2 separate regions of the Homo sapiens genome follow, and region 2 is linked to region 1. The links are chromatin loops, found by intact Hi-C in ENCODE. Cell type or tissue: GM12878. All regions are shown on one strand. Links, peaks and the distances in the headings refer to the core of each region. The heading gives the core; the rest is flanking DNA. Region 1 holds the start of LOC105376009 (a long non-coding RNA gene). Region 2 has its middle 140 kb from the start of ACO1.

What was found. A loop is a pair of places that touch in the nucleus more often than their neighbours do. Peaks named below come from ENCODE experiments on the same cell type or tissue, not always from the same donor. Only the 100,000 strongest peaks of a DNase experiment are listed, where the experiment ranks them.
Region 2: it touches region 1 in a loop (5-fold over the local background); 18 of 110 quality-filtered maps call a loop at or near these places.

What each region holds. Positions count from the first base shown.
Region 1 is chr9:31,123,273-31,131,496 of GRCh38, forward strand. It overlaps LOC105376009 (a long non-coding RNA gene), which reads right to left and starts at 5,281. Exons shown (of 3, transcript XR_929539.2): 1 at 5,197-5,281; 2 at 2,166-2,311. In GM12878, for the core only: no CTCF peak of the experiment used is centred there; no DNase peak of the experiment used is centred there.
Region 2 is chr9:32,242,370-32,250,593 of GRCh38, forward strand. No RefSeq gene overlaps it. Among named protein-coding and RNA genes, the nearest start is that of ACO1, 140 kb to the right of the region's middle. In GM12878, for the core only: no CTCF peak of the experiment used is centred there; no DNase peak of the experiment used is centred there.

The DNA of each region.
Region 1 (8,224 bases), core at 2,728-5,227:
CCATCAGTTATCTCTTTCTGCCTTCTCAGTCTTATTAGCTTCCTCGTAGTTAAGGAACACCGTTAGGGGCATTTGTTGTTGCCATCCTCCCAAATTAGCCCATAATTGAGGTTGCTAGTTACGGGATGACTCTCCTGCGTGTGGGAGAGAGGGGCAATCCCATTTCCAATGCCTGGGTTGTTTGCAGTGTGGACAGGAGCTAATCGGTGGTCCCTGAGTGCCAGAAGATGGGTGGGGAGGGTTTTGACAGTTCTGGTGTTAAAGATCTTGAAAGCCATGTCCAGTAAAGTGGGGAATGGAGTTGTGGTCCTTGGTCTAGTCTCTGGGATTTGCACCTAATATCTGAAGAAGCCTCACTGATAAAATGAACAGTCAAATTAATGGGGCCTTCTGGGCTATGAGGGTTCATATTAGGGTATTTTCTCACGGCTTCAGCCAGCCTAGAGTGAAGTAGAGCTGAGTTTTCATTTGACCCCTGTGTTACCTCTTTTAGATTAGCAAAGTTGACTGGTCCTATGGCAGCCTTTTTTATGCCTACAATTAAATAAGTAGTCATTTAATTACTACGTTCCCTGCCAGTGTTTCCCTTCTGGTAGCCCTATCTAGGATCAACATCAGGAACTGCTGTTCTTCCCAGGCCAGACTCCTGAGGGTTGTGGGCAAGAACCTCCTGTGGCCACTCTTGAGCCAGGGACCAAATGGAGGCCTTTTCTTCATGAATACAACTGGTGGTAAAGATAATATAAATGTTCTGCCAAGTGTGTTCAAAGGAAACAGTATTTTGAATTCTTTTATGAAATGGGAAGCATCCTGCTGAAAGAAGCCAAGCTTAGCTTCTATCTGAGAGAGGTTGGACACTGGGAAAGGAACATGGACTCTGATGGTTCCTCAATCCCCATTTGCTATTTCTCCGAGCAGCAAAATCTTGACTGGGCTGAAGTGGGATCATAAGTGACCCCCATGTGATCTAGTATGTGAAGGGGAGAAGGGTCCCTAATAAAAGGAGGAGGCATTGAAAAATGACATCCAAAGTTGGGATGTTGGGGGAAAGTGAGGGAGAAAAAGCAGGTGGAGTAAGTATAGTTGAACATAAAGGTGATTTGTCAGGGAAAGAAGAAGGTTGAGAAGGGGTAGCCTCAACCAGGTCAGCCAGTCTGGGAGAGTGGAAGAGGGTAAAGGAAGGGTCTTTTAGAATGTCAGGAGAGTCAGTGGGGCTAGAGAATTTAGCCAAGAATATTTGCCAGGTTTGCTAGAGATCAAGATCCCAAGAGAGAGTCATGAAAGCCTGGACATAAGCAACTTCAGGCCATTTAGAAGAGTTGTGACACAGCAAATCGAGTTGCAAAAGAGTGTTAAGAATCTAAAGTCCCATTCAGAGTCCAGGTTAATTGATCCAGGAGTTTATACAGAGGCCAAAACATATTACACAGGACAATTAGGCATTTATTTTTGAGAGTCTGGGGGCCAAATTTATCCCAATGTTTTAGGATGCAAACCAGAGATTAGTTTGAAGGAATAGACAGGGTTTTTCCCGTGGTGGGACTGGAAAACGTCCTACCACTTGGGGCTAATGTCTGCTGGGGACACGAGCCACACTTTCTCTAGGGGTATCCCAAAAGAAAAAAAGTTCCACTCATTTCTGCTTAGGGACACTGAGATGCACTTTCCTAAGGGGCATCCCACCTATTTGAAGGATCTCCTGGTGCTGGGGTTGACAGTGCCGGGGCCTTACACTGGATGGCCAGTCCATTTACGAGGAACAAGGGTGAAGGGAGAACTCAAGACTGGAACCAGCTTAAAAGAGGGAACAGGAATGGGAAGACTCTGAGGCCACTTGAAATCACCTGATGTGGGAACTTCTAAAGCAGGAAGCCTGGATATCTTCACAGCAGAATTAGAATAAGAGAGAGAGAGTGTTTAAGTCACCCAAAACATGGGTGGATTTGCCCTAGATGAGCTGCCACTGCTAACTGCACCACACCTAGGGACTGGGGACCGAAAGGAGAGTCTTCCTCCCTTCTGGGCCAGTTGGCTAGCACTGTTTACCTCATAGCCTTCAGGCAACATCAGAGAGTAGTATGGGACAGATACTGTCAATTATAAGACAGCTACTAGAGGCTGGCTGCTGGCATGCTGAAAAAGGAAAGTGAACTTAGGTTCCTCACCTGAATGGGTGATGGTGGTAAGGCACTTCTGCACGAACACTTTTCAGCTTCACCACGTGTAGCCCTGACCAGAAACCTTCATTGTCTCTGTGCCTTGACACTGTCCATGGAGTATCCCAAGTAGAAAGGGAGTGGGGAGAGTGTTCCTGTAGGGAGAGATTTTTCATAGGGTAAGAGGTCCCCATAAGGGCCACCAAAATGTTGTGGTCAGTGACTGTCTGAGACCGGCACATGGGTGGTAAAAGAATTGACCATATCAAAAATGAGTTTAGAAAGATAGATTTATTTAGAGGAAAGCCAGAGATACATTGCAAAAGAGCAATGGGCAGGACAGCAGAGGGAAGGCTTTCTGGAAAGAGGCAGAGCTTGGAGGAAAATTTTATAAGATTTTGCTGCTTAGGCTGAATGCTTGCAGACAGGATGCTTGAGTATAGGTGGGCTATCAGCTGGGTGCTTGTAACAGGATGGTTGGATACTAGTGAGTTGTTCGCCATTGACACCATTTCTCAGGACATTTGTTCCCCTCCACCCCTTTTTCTGTTTCTGGCAGCCAAGCCCATTTTCCAATATGTCTATGAAAGTTTTATATAGGCCAGGCACAAAGGCTCATGCCTACAATCCCAGCACTTTGGGAGGCCGAGGCGGGCAGATCATGAGGTCAGGAGATTGAGACCATCCTGGCTAACACGATGAAACTCCGTCTCTACTAAAAATACAAAAAATTAGCCGGGCATGGTGGCATGCTCCCGTAGTCCCAGCTACTTGGGAGGCTGAGGCAGGAGAATTGCTTGAACCCGGGAGGTGGGGTTTGCAGTGAGCCAAGATTGCACCACTGTACTTCAGCCTGGGAGACAGAGTAAGACTCTGTCTCAAAAGAAAAAAAATTTTTTATATATATAAAAGATATACACACACACAAGATATATTAGAGGATGACCACTTCTTGTAGAAGAAAATGAAGCTTCCTGAACAAGACATGTGACAATTGACAAATAAGTCTCTCTTTACTTTCTAGGTCAGTATTTCCCTTCTTGTGCCCTGTACTTTTTGTTACAATAATAATGGACTTAAACTAATTTCCATTATGCACATAGTATGCTTTTAGGGGCCTGTATACCTTCATTTTCTTAAATGCTAAGTATTAATATTTTTGAAAGCAAAATTATTATAGAAGCAAAGAAACAAAAAATGGTTATCCCATAGGCAAAGCAGCTTTAATATTGCTAACTTGTTCTTATTACTCAAAATGATCTATAGATTCAATGCGACCTCTATCAAAATTCCAATGGCATTTTTCACAAAAATAAAAAAAATTCTAGAATTCATATGGAAATACAAAAGACTCCAAATAGCCAAAACAATCTTGAGAAAAAAGAACAAAGTTAGAGGTATCACACAGTTTGATTTCAAGATAAGCTACCAAGCTATATTTGTCAAAACAGTATGGTACTGGCATAAAAACATAATTATAGACCAATGGAACCTAATAGAGAGAATAGAAATAAATCTGCATATTTGCTGTTGATTGTTCTTCAACAAAGTAATCAAGAGCACACAATAGTGAAAAGACAATCTCTTCAACCAATGGTGTTGAGAAAACTGCATAACCACATGCAAAAGAATGAAATTGTATGCTTATTTCACCCTATATAAAAAAACAACCCAAAGTTAATTAAATAATACTAAGTAAGTTGGCTTTCCCCTCATAGCACTCTTAACCATCCTTTCAGATGTAGCTCAAGCATTACCTCCTATAAGATGATCTGTTTGATACCACTGTCTGAGGCAAACACTTGTTTTAGAGCTCATATGATGCCATATTTAGCTTTCTATCATTGTACATATTATATGGAAACAGCCCGTTCTCATTGGTTATCGTTGCTCATTGCAACTTAAAGTAGGAAACTTGTATTTTTTTTTCTCTTTGCATCTCCAGCCTCTGAACAGATTTCTGGCACATAGGATCTGCTCCCTTATTGTTTAATAAATAAGTGAATGATTAAATAAGTGACTCCCAGAGCATAGCTAGAGCAATAGGCATTGAGAAATTACATGTCAATATGAAGAGGAAAGTGATTTGTGGTTTCAAATGGAAAGTAAAATGTCATTATATTATTTGTACTCAATCCCCAAGAGAGTCATTTACCATTCATGCTTTGAACTTAAGTTAGCAACATAACTCTGATGGAGAACTGTGTGCCATGGCAAACACATGCTATTATTTGTGAATTATTTTACTTCCTCCATTGATAAGGTGGATTTATTTTATATAAGTATACCAATAAGAAACACATATATCTTTGGGGATCTAATATTTGCCATGCCCCCCACCTTCTTGAAGTTAAGTCTAGAAAATGCTGAATAATTTCTGCATCTTTGAAGTAAAAAAAAAAATTGTGGTATTACCAAATATTTTATATAATGTCTTCCCTATAAAAAAAAGAAATTTTCGTAACAGTTTCTAATTTGAACCTCTAGACATTAACTTAAGCTTGTGAGAAATTATTTAACAATAAAATTGTAAAATATGTAGTAAAATTGTCAATAACAAAAAAATAGTAATATCATGATCCATTAATTTTATTTATATTCATTACAATTTTCAGGACAGCTATGAGAAAACCATTATTGTAAGTGTTCTGTGAGGCATAGAAAGGCAACACCCCTTTTTATTTAATCAATAAACATTTCCATCATTTTTAGCAATTGAAGCAATTTATTCATAGAGATTAACCATGGAATGCAATCATAAAATTTGTTTTAAAAAACTAAATATTTTTATATTTTAGGCTTAATGTTGCATTTTACTTTAAATGTTAACAATATAATGCTGTAATTACTCAATAGGTTTGTAAATTTATACACACATGTATACACACAATGTAGATATATTGTATTTCTATGATTTGTCTTATAGTCTTATCAGAAAACTTCATCCTACTGCACAGCCATGGGGATGGAAACACATAAATAGGAAGGGTGAACTACGTTAAACCCAATCCAATAATTCACTCCAATAAAATAAAATTACCTTTTTAAATTCAACTTCTTTGAGGGGGAGGAAATAGTCATTTGTTTATATTTTCTTCCTTTCTTGCTTCTTTTCTTCAAGATGGAATACCTGTGTATAAGGAATAGAGGGGTTACCCAGTGGTGCTCAGGAAGTCTCACTTATATGTGTACAGGTCCGTGAACTCTATTCAGTTCCTCTGGTATCTATGCTTATATCCTGTGACCAGCTGACACTCACCATTTGGGAGTTCTGTGCTAATTTTTGCAGTTGTGACCTCTGTCAAAGAAAAATCTCACTGGTGGGAGTTAAACCCACAAAATAGATTATTCAAGACAATTGCAAAACGGGGTTGAGACCATTGCAATAGGGAAGAAACATTGAAACAAGAGGCAGAATTGTTTTCTTGTTTTTTTGTTTGTGTGTGTGTGTGTGTTTGTTTGTTTGTTTTTAGAGTCTAGGTCTTGCTCTGTCACCCAGGCTGGAGGGCAGTGGCTCAACTATGCCTCACTGCAGCTTCAAACTCCTGGGCTCCAGGGATCCTCCTGCCTCAGTCTCCCGAACAGCTGGGACTACAGGTACATGCTGACATGCCTGCCTATTTAAACAAATATTTTTAGAGATGTGGTCTCTCTATGTTTCCCAGGCTGGACTTGAACTCCTGGCCTCAAACAATTCCCCAGACTCAACCTCTCCAGTTGCTGAGATTACAGGCATGAGCTGCCTGACTCAGCTCAAGGCAGGATAATTTTTAAGTTCTAGGTGACCTAGTAAGAAAGTACTGGAGGGTCAATGTGGTAGGTTGGTCAATATGATTAGGCCATGTACATTTGCTCTTTGGACTTTATCAAAGTCAGGCTCCTACCCTCTCAAAGACTGTGAGTTAGGGGTGCAATCTTTCTTGAGAATTATATTACAAAGTGGGGCTGCCAGGTCATTGAGAAAAACATTCCTGGGTTGTAAAACTGGCCGGTGACTGAGAGAAGAACACTTATACCTCAAAGGGTATAAAAAGAATTTATAAGTGTGAGTTTTCTAAAGGAAGTGCTTTAAAGAAGGGAGATCTGGAGCCTACAGTCAGGAAACAATCTGTCCAAAGTTTATTCAAGCTGAGGGGAAAGCTAAGGCTACCTTGGTCACTTCAAGTTTTATTTTTTCTCAGATCTTTCAGGGCAAAAAAATGTTTATACTCTGTTGGTTTCCCTATTGATCTTACTCAGCTCTCTTCAGAGCTGCAGATTCCTCTGAGATCCAGCTTAGATTCCCATTCCACCTGCTGTCTCAGTATTCTTCTTTATAACCCTTGTAATCAGGGTCACTTTGCTCCTACTGCAGCAACGTCATTGAGAGCCTCACATCTGAAAACTTCTGAGTCCCTATATGCAACAAATACTGTTGTTGATACCTTGAGCACCTCAGAGACTTGAAGGAGGCTCTGAGAAATTTAGCTCAAGTTCTCCTTCTGCCTATTCATCTTGAGCTGTCAGTTTTACTGTGACGAATTCAACAAATATTGAGAGACTACCTTGATCCTTTAAGAGTTGTTCATGGAAAAGAAAGCAATAGTCCTTCCTTCCCCTGAAGTTTTCTCAATCCCTGCTGTTTCCCACTTAATCTTCCCACTGAGATTTTAACCCAGAGGTATGAAAACGTCACTTGTGTCTGTCTGATTAATTTGAGGAGGAAAAGAGAAAAGAAAATGCAAGAACAACAGATCTAAGAATGTTAAAATTTTCACGCACTACAAGATAAAATGTAATGTCTAAAACTGGTTAAAAATGTAGTTATATACATATTAAAATATGGAGAAAACTAGTAAAAGTAATCACTAAAATTATTTTAGGGATTGCCTCTGGGCAGCAGGGCAGACTGGAAGGTTTAAAGCTTGCTGAACTTAGTTTAGGCTTGTAGCAGTAGTGGCATGATTTTTTAAGTGTGCATGTATTATACTGATTAAAATAACAATTAAACCACCCTAGCTAGCCAGGTGAAGAATCTCTCATTGTAATCTAAGTAAAATATTTTATCCCAGGATTGATATTGACACACCTCTTCTGCTGAAACTTGATCTCTATACATTCATCCCATTTATCATTTTTACTTTTATCTAAATTATCAAAATTAGATTTGCCTCAGTTTTACTTCTGTTGTCTTGATTCTGGACAGGCTGTGTATTTGTGTGTGTGTGTGTGTGTGTGTGTGTGTGTGTGTGTGTGTGTAACGTGAAAAAATACTATACGTGTTTGTACATTTTGCTGGGTGTTTTTGTTCACATACTGTGTAGTATATAGACGGCTATATATAAGCACATTTGAGCTAACATTTTTCTTTATAAAGAACAACTAACATTAGGTTGTGAATATATCTTATTTACTGTATATTACTTCACCCTATATATGGGTTTTTGGTGTTTTGTTTTATTAAACCAAAAACCCACATATAAATGAAGTAGTATACAAGGTTTTTGTTTGTTTGTTTGTTTGTTTTTTCAGACGGAGTCCTGCTCTGTCTCCCAGGCTGGAGTGTAGTGGCGCGATCTCGGCTCACTGCAAGCTCCGCCTCCTGGGTTCATGCCATTCTCTTGCCTCAGCCTCCCTAGTAGCTGGGACTACAGGCACCCGCCACCACGCCCGGCTAATTTTTTGTATTTTGTTTAGTAGAGATGGGGTTTCACCATGTTAGCCAGGATGGTCTCGATCTCCTGACCTCGCGATCCACGCGTCTCGGCCTCCCAAAATGCTGGGATTACAGGTGTGAGCCACCGTGCCCAGCGTGTACAAGGTTTTTTAAAAAATCTCTTCAGAGTGTTACAGTTAACTTCATATTTCTTTATATGCATTTCAAATATATGCAAACATTAAAAATTCTAGAAGTGAAATTGTTAGTCAAAGAACAAGTGAAATTTCTAAATGTAGAGGATATTTTCTGATTGTCATTGATAACTGTACCAATCCACACTTCAATCAACAATATATTTTCACAATATTGATTTTACCCATCCATGAGCATGGTATGTGTTTCCATTTGTTTGTGTCTTCTATGATTTCTC
Region 2 (8,224 bases), core at 3,623-6,122, 1.1 Mb after region 1:
CACATAGAAACCTATACATGAATGTTCATGGCAGCTTTATTTGTAATAGCCAAAAAGTGTTTACAGTCCAGATGTCCTTCAGCTGATGAGTAGTGAAACAAACTGAGGCACATACATACAATGGAATACTACTCAGAATAAAAAAGTATAGACTAACGATACACACGACATCTTGGATGAATCTCCAGTGAATTATGCCAAGTTAAAAAAAAAGCCAATCCCAATGGATTATATGATTCCACTTATATAACATTTTTGAAATGATAAAATTATAGAGATCAAGAATAGATTAGTGGTTGCTATGAGTTAAGTGGAGGGGAACCTGAGAGGTTGGTGAGTGGCTATAAAAAACAACAAGAGGGATTTGAGTGGTGATGGAATTGCTCAGTATCTTAATATATTAGTCCATTCTCACACTGCTATAAAGAACTACCTGAGACTGGGTAATTTATGAAGAGAAGAGGTTTAATTGACTCACAGTTCTGCAGGCTATACAGGAAAGCATGGCTGGGAGGCCTCAGGAAACATACAATCATGGCGGAAGGCAAAGGGGAAGCAAGTGCATCTTACCATGGCAGAGCAGGAGAGAGAGAGCAAAGGGGGACATGCCATACACTTTCAAACAACCTGATCTCATGAGAACTCACTATCATAAGAACAGCAAGGGGAAAATCCTCCCCCATGATCCAGTCACCTCCCACCAGGCCCCTCCTTCAACATGTGGGGATTACAATTTGACATAAGATTTGGGTGGGGCAGAGCCAAACCATATTACTTGACTACGGTGGCAAATACAGCAACCTACGCATGTTATAGAACTGTATATTACTAAATACACACAGATGCAGAGTACAAGTAAAACTAGAGCAATCTGAATAAGATTGTACCACTATCAGTAACCTGGTTGGGATATTATACTATAGTTGTGCAAAATGTTAACATTGGGGGAAGCTGAGTAAAGAGCGTACATGATCTCTCTTTATTATTTCTTTATAATTATATGTGAATCTATAATTATCTCCAAAAAACTTCAATTTAAACAAATGCATCATAGCTAGTCACAATAGAGTCCATTCATGAAAGCTGATCACCCTAACAGAATTATATAAACCAGTCGTATGGTGAAATTTACGGTAGCTCTTACATAGTTTACCCCACTTGTATTTGCAATATATTTATATTTAGGCTGCTCACTTCTGTGACACCTTTTTTCAAATTTCCTCAATAATTTTTTTGTGTTTCTTCTCCCTATTTAACCAGCATAATTAGCTTTTTTGTTGGTTATTGTTAATGGCACTTTCATATCTTTGTTATTATTGTTTTATCATAAAAGAATAAAATTGTAATAAAATGGCTTTCCAAACAAAGAGGAAAGTAAATACACCTTGTTTGAAAGAAATGTGAACATTTTTTCCCACAATATTCAATTATTCATTTTAACAGTGCCAAGCACTATTTTAGGTGCTTAAGAAAGAGACAGTAGTAAATTAAGCAAAATTCCTGCTTTTTTGGAGGTGACAGTCAACCAGATTAGAAAAACAGACAAATAATTATATATTACTTTATCCTAAATATCATGAAGAAAAATATATCCCAGCAATTATTCACAGAGAATGGTGAGAACACTAATGTAGATAGGGTGGTGATCTGCAGTTGTCTAAAGAGATAAGATTTGAAGAGACTTAGATGGCATGGTATGTAATTCATAGTTATCAAGACAAAACACATGTTGGCTCTCCCAAGACAGATGCTTATTAATTCTTGATTTCCACATTAATTGATGGAGAAATGAATCCTCAACAAAACTTCTTTATCTTTCAAGTGAAAGTCTGAGGTATTTCGTTAGAAGATGAAAGAGTCAAGTACTTAATGCCCAATCTTTCATTCCCTTATCCTTTGATGTTTAAAAGCTTGCCTAGCTCTAAAAGAAAAAAAAAACACATCATTTTAATGAACACTGCAATTAAGAGATACATGCCCTGGAAACTCATCTCCTTTGAGCTGCTCTGATGTCGGCCTTTTCCTGATTTGAGGTCAATAAAGTTATGGTGTTTGCGTCTCCCAGGGAAAATCCCTCTATGTAAGATCATTTGACTCACTCTGGCTTCCCCCAATCCTCCTAAGAAGCTCAATCTGCAGATCAGAGCTGGCTACTCCTTTTCAATTAACATTCTTTCAGATTTGATCATCGTCCTTGTCTTCATTTATGTCAAATGGTGCTCCCGTGGAGACAGGCAGCTGATTATTCTAGTCTAACTCAGATAAACCTTATTAAAATAACCACCTCCCTTATGCAAATCTATCCATCACTTTCACCTTGACAGGCCCTTGTCAGTCTGGTGCCCTGCACCATCTCTGGGTCCCAAATGGTAAATGCCCCCACCCCAACGCTGCACCATCAGCATGGGGACACTGTTAGCAAGATGCAAATTGCATATGGAGATTTTGAGTCATTTGCTTCTTTAGAAGTTGAATTCCACTCAGGAAATATTAACTAAAGAAGCAGTGTAGTTTATGGGGTAGTTCCAGGTATCTAGGCCAATAAAATGCCAGGTCAATGTTTTGCAAGGCGATTCCATGACAAGTGGCATAGAGAGGAATAAGAGGTTTTCAGACCAGACAAACCCCAGATTCAGCATAAACACCTGTATAGGAAGACAGGAACTAATGCTTTCTGCTTAATATGAAAAATTGCCTGGAATTAAAAAAAAAAAAAGAAGAGCCAGTCATGGGAGAGGGAGGTCACTGCTGCCCCAAAAACCTTCCCGATCACCTCCATCCTGGTCATGAGCCACAGCCTCTTGACTGTAGAAGTGATCTGCTTTGTCCTCTAAATTTAAACTCACAATGGGATCATAAAGGGAACAGTGCCAAACAAACAGCCCCTTGGTTTTTGTGAGGATTATTCCTGAGAGCTCTATTGGTCTCCAGTAACATGGGCCTGATGTAGGCGCAGTAAGGTGATGGCCCTCTCAGAGGCAGGAGCTAGTGAGTCTTACAAGATGACTGTTTCCTATTTTCCCTTTGTTACTCATGGAGATGACTGAGGACTATTTACTTCTCATATATGTCGATGTAGTCAGTGTAATAGTCCTAAGATGGATTGGCAGACTCCCATGGAACTGGGTCATACCCCTTTGAAAAAGTCTGATTAAACTTCTTTGAAAAGTCATTGGAGGGCTCATGACCATGGGATGGCATAGTGCCTCCTCCCCCAGTGAACAGACAATTAAAATCAGGGACAATGAGTCAAGAATGGAACAGTAGTAAATTTCAAAGAAGGAAAAAGTTCTGTGCTACTAGATGAATCTCTGAGTATTCAAGAGCTTATAAACTAAGACCTCAAGAGATAGTATTCTCCTGGGAAACCTGGCATGATGCAGCTTATTGATAGAGCTGTGAGTATTGCTACCAGAGCTGTAATGACCAGCCAGCACGTAGGGGGAATATGACTTAGAAGGAGTTGTAGATTCCCTGATACAAGAAATGAGATATCTACAAGGCCAGATGTGATAAGTTGGTCATGCCAAATGACATGATCTTGCCCCTCTGGGAAATGTAGTATAGAGAATCCTATTTTTGAAACTTGAAAAGATGACAGAGTTTGATTACCAAGTCAGTAGAATTTCTAACATTTGCTCCTTTCTTGAATATGTTCCCTTCTGATCAAATGTGGCTAAAAAATTTGCAGATGAAGTTGTGTCTGTCCCAAGCTTCTCTTGATTTTATATAATCCATCCTCCACAACCTAGCTTAGTAACTATTATGTAACTTATTTTTATCATTAAAAATAATTATTTTGAATTATTTTTAATTATTTTAATGGGTAATTATTGCTTAACTTATTTTTATTATTCTTGTTCTGACAATAATTCAGTGGTTTCCTATTGCAATATATAGCAAATCCAAAAATCTTTAACATGACTTATGTTAAACAATTTCTTTCTGGCTTCTTCTCTCCCCATTGTCAATGGTATAGCCATCCTGTGCATAAATGGCACTTTTTTTTTTTAACTTTAATGAGCCAGGCTTTCTCACCCCTCTGCCTGGTTTCCCAGCTCCTTCATTAAACTAACTCCTCTCCATTCTTCAGGTTGCAGCTTGAATCTACTTTCTCTAGAAAGCTTTCCTTAACCCTCACATTGCATTATGAACCTCTCCTATGTGCTCCCACAGAATCGCATGTCCATTCTATCATGCTACTATCACACTATTATTATTGCTTATTTGTTTATAATCCCCCACAGTGCATAAACATTTTGCAGGAAGATACTGCATCTTGTTTATCTTTACATTTCCAGCACAAAATAGGATCTCCTGAATGAATGGATGGATGGATGAAAACATTATTGTTACTAAGAGGCAGAAGACCTGCATTCAAGTCAACACCTCGCTATTTATCCTTAATCCGAAGCAAACCATAGACTCTCTGTGGAAGAGAATGTAGAAGTAGAAATGTGATCTTCTGTCTCCTTAAAACCAGGTGGCTAGACTAGGCAATTCCTTCATGGTCCTTATCAGCAGTATGATCAATGTCTCCATATGCAAAATATTGCAAGATATGTTGAGTTGCTCTAAAACACGTGCAAGACAAGCACCCTGGGCTCTCTGAAGAGGAGGAAAGATGAACAGTCTCTCCAAATGCAGATTCAAAAAAATCTCTATTCTAATTGTTATGTGAAGGAGAGAATTAACTCAAAGAATCAGTATAGAAACATGAGTACGTGACCTGATTATGCCCAGTTCTGCTAAGATCCAAGTGTTATTAAAAACTAGCCTTAATTAGGCAAGACTATGCTCTTTGTTTATTGGAATTTATTTATTAATTTTTATCATAGCTTCCAGTTTTCATTCTGGCTGTTTATTGGAGCCCTTCTTTAAGTGAGAAATGCTCACGTGTGTGTAATTTGAGCATTTCCCAGTGCTAACCTCCATTTCACCTCTGTCACGCTTAGGCAAGGACAGGATCCTCCCTGTTCTAGCAGAGCCTTGGCCCTGTTTTAGCTGGCATGCAAATGCAGAGTGTGATCCATCATGTTTTATTCAATAGAGTCACTGAGAGAAAGGGAAAGGAAATTGTTGTGAATTAAATGTCCTTGTCTCTTCAGACAAGAAGATAAAAGTTCTGATTGATTGCCGAGATGGCTAGAAATGGAAGTATTAATGCAAAACAATGATTTTGTTATGTTTCTATTCTCTAAAGTGTTGCAAGTGGCAAGAAAAAAATTTTTGTCCCAGAAACAGACTAAGAGAGCTTTCTTCCTTGCCAGAACAAGGAAATTTGGTGAAATCAGGAAGCAGGTGATGGTGAGCCCAGGAGTGGGGTCTGGAGATCTGTATTCCAGTCCTAGCCCTGCAATGTTCCCTTAGTGGCCTTGGACAAGTCATTTCCTATCCTGACTTCGAATTCCTTAAAATAGGAGGATTTCGCTAGAGATGAGATCTGAAGTCTCTGTCAGTGCTTGCAGTGCTATGAAATTCTTCTTCTTAATTAACTCAAGCAACAGGTCTTAAGTAGAAGCCATTGTCTGGGGATGCTACTGACGTGCTCTGCCTACTAGAATCTTCAGTAATATTACCAGGAAGATTCTAGCAAGTTCTGCCATTTATCTCCAATATATGAAGAAATTATTCTACTAGGAATTTCATAGTAACAAAGAATGTATAAGGTGTTAAGTGGTTCCATAAAATGGATTAAATTTGACAATTTACCAAAGTTAACTTAAGTACAATTATGTAAACCATGAACTGTATGTAATACACAATGTGATTTTGGTGTTAGCTTCTATTGACTCCTTTCTTTAAAAATGGGAAAATATTTAGGGTTGAGGATTTTTCATTGATTTTGTAAATAATTCTGTTCTGGTCCAGATCATCCTATTTTCCCCCTTCCTCAATATACAATTTTCCCTGATTCAGTGAATCCCTGAATTCATATAGTTCCATTTCCCAAGCTTGCAGACAGAAATACTGGCTCTTTGATGTGTCAAAAGTTTTTTAAGTGCTCACAGAGAATGCTCAGTACTTGGCTACAGTCGCCCAAGGTTCAAAGTTTAAGTTGAGCGCCTTTATCTACTATATTTCTTTGTTTTCCACTTGGACATTGCTGAAAACTAAAGGAAGTTTGATTTTCTCCAGTTTGAGTGTGTATTGCAGAGAATCTAAAACAGTTCTGAGGGGGTGTGTGTGTGTGTGTGTGTGTGTGTGTGTGAGAAAGAGAGAGAGAGAGGCAAACACAGAGAAAAATACTCTTCTTTGAAAGCTAAGAGAAAAATACCAGATTCTATAGCTCAAAACATTCTATATGATCTCAGGTCATGCTCAAAATTAACCACTGGGTCAGAACTCAAATTCTGTATGAGGCCAGATTTTAAAATAAAATTTAGGTATTTGTCTTAAAACAAAAACCAGGCCACTTTCAAAACTTACTCCAACAAAGACATGATTTCTTAAAGCAGTCTTGAAACGTTCTTTTATTTTATGTATGTTTCAGCTTTTTGGTTAAGTATCTGATTCTTAAAACACAAGTACAATTTGTAGCCTGCAAAGTTTGAAAAGTAATTCTGTTTGAATCAAAAGAGATGTTGATTTGATGACTGCTTTTGTTCAAAACAATCATGTCATAATTTATATGCTGTAATATCCATATCTTAATACTAGATCTCCTGGATAAACTGGTTTTCTCTACTACTTTGATAATTTTATTTTATTCAAAACTTGTTTCTGGATGCAGGAAGTATAGAAAGCTGATATTCTGGTATTATGGGTAAAACTGATGAAGTCAAAATTTTCCCCTTGGTGAAATGACTCTCAGATAATAAACAATGATCTTTCCCTCAGACCACTAGTGCATAGCCACACACATTGTGAGTAATTCCCTAACACAGTAAATTAACAAATGTAACTCAAATGAACTTAACTTGTTAAGAGTGTAGAGTTAATGAGCCTGAAACATCTGAGATTAGTTTAGGAGAGTGAGCTTGGGCAGGATTCAAAGCAACACACTGCATTCCAAATACTAGGAAATCTAGGCCATTGTCACAAGAAAGAGTGGAGCAGGAAAGTCAGCGAGTATGTCAGTATCCACCCATCATCCTTCAAAAAAAGGCAACTAAAAATGGGTAGGTAGAGTTTAAAAGTTATCATAGCTAGATACCTTATGGAAATGAGTGAAGCATTTCTAAGTGTATTGAGCTTGGAAGATACATATAGACATACTTGTAAATTTTGTATTTGTATTTATATTATAGTCTTTATATTAGACTATATATTGAGTCTTTGGTACTCTTATTTTTCATAATTCAGTTTGGAAGTGCATTAAATTTACCTTTGTCCTATCTATTTTTAAAATGCTTACAAAGGAAAATAAAGATAAAAATATAATTATAAGGAAAATTTTATCCTTCTTATATCTTTAAGAATGAACTTTTACATCTTTGTTACCCAGGCTGGTCTCGAAAACTTGGGCCCAAAAAATCCTCCTGCCTCTGCCTCCCAAAGTGCTGGGATTAGAGACGTGAGCCACCACATTTGGCCTGAAAGATTTCAAAGCAAACAATAAAGACCAAAAAAAAAAAAAAAAAAAACAAAAACAAAAATCCTAGTAGAAAACAAAGGAAAATATTTTTTGCAATTTTGAGATGAAAACATTTGTGCAAACAACACAACAAAGCTAGGAATCATCACAGAAATAACTACCAGATTCAAATTTATAAAGCATAAAATATTCTACATAGAAAAAAGTTTCCGTAAGCAAACTGAAGAAGACTAATGAAGTTATTTTAAAAAATATTTGAAATATGTATGACAAGGTAGCAATGTACTTAAGATATTTTTTAAAAACCTATAGAAATTAATGAAGAAAAGAGGACTCCCCAACTGGGAAATGAATAGGTAGAGGTCATGAACAGGCTACTCATAAAACAAGTAACTTAGGATGAGAATCTGGTAAAGGTCTGGAGGATGAGAAATTGGATACAAGAATAAGAAAATGATATGGAAAATGTGGAGAATGGACTTAATATGGAGGAAAGGAAAGGAATTGGGAGAAAAGTCTGGCATAATTAAACTGGAGGCAACCTAGACAGCCTTTAGGGTCTTGGCATGAAATAGACCTGGGTCTGAGTCTTTTCTCTGATGATGACAGTCACATAGCCTTGGCAAGTTGCTGGCTCACATGATTCTTAGTTTCATCATTTGTAATTTTTTTTTTTTTTTTTTTTTT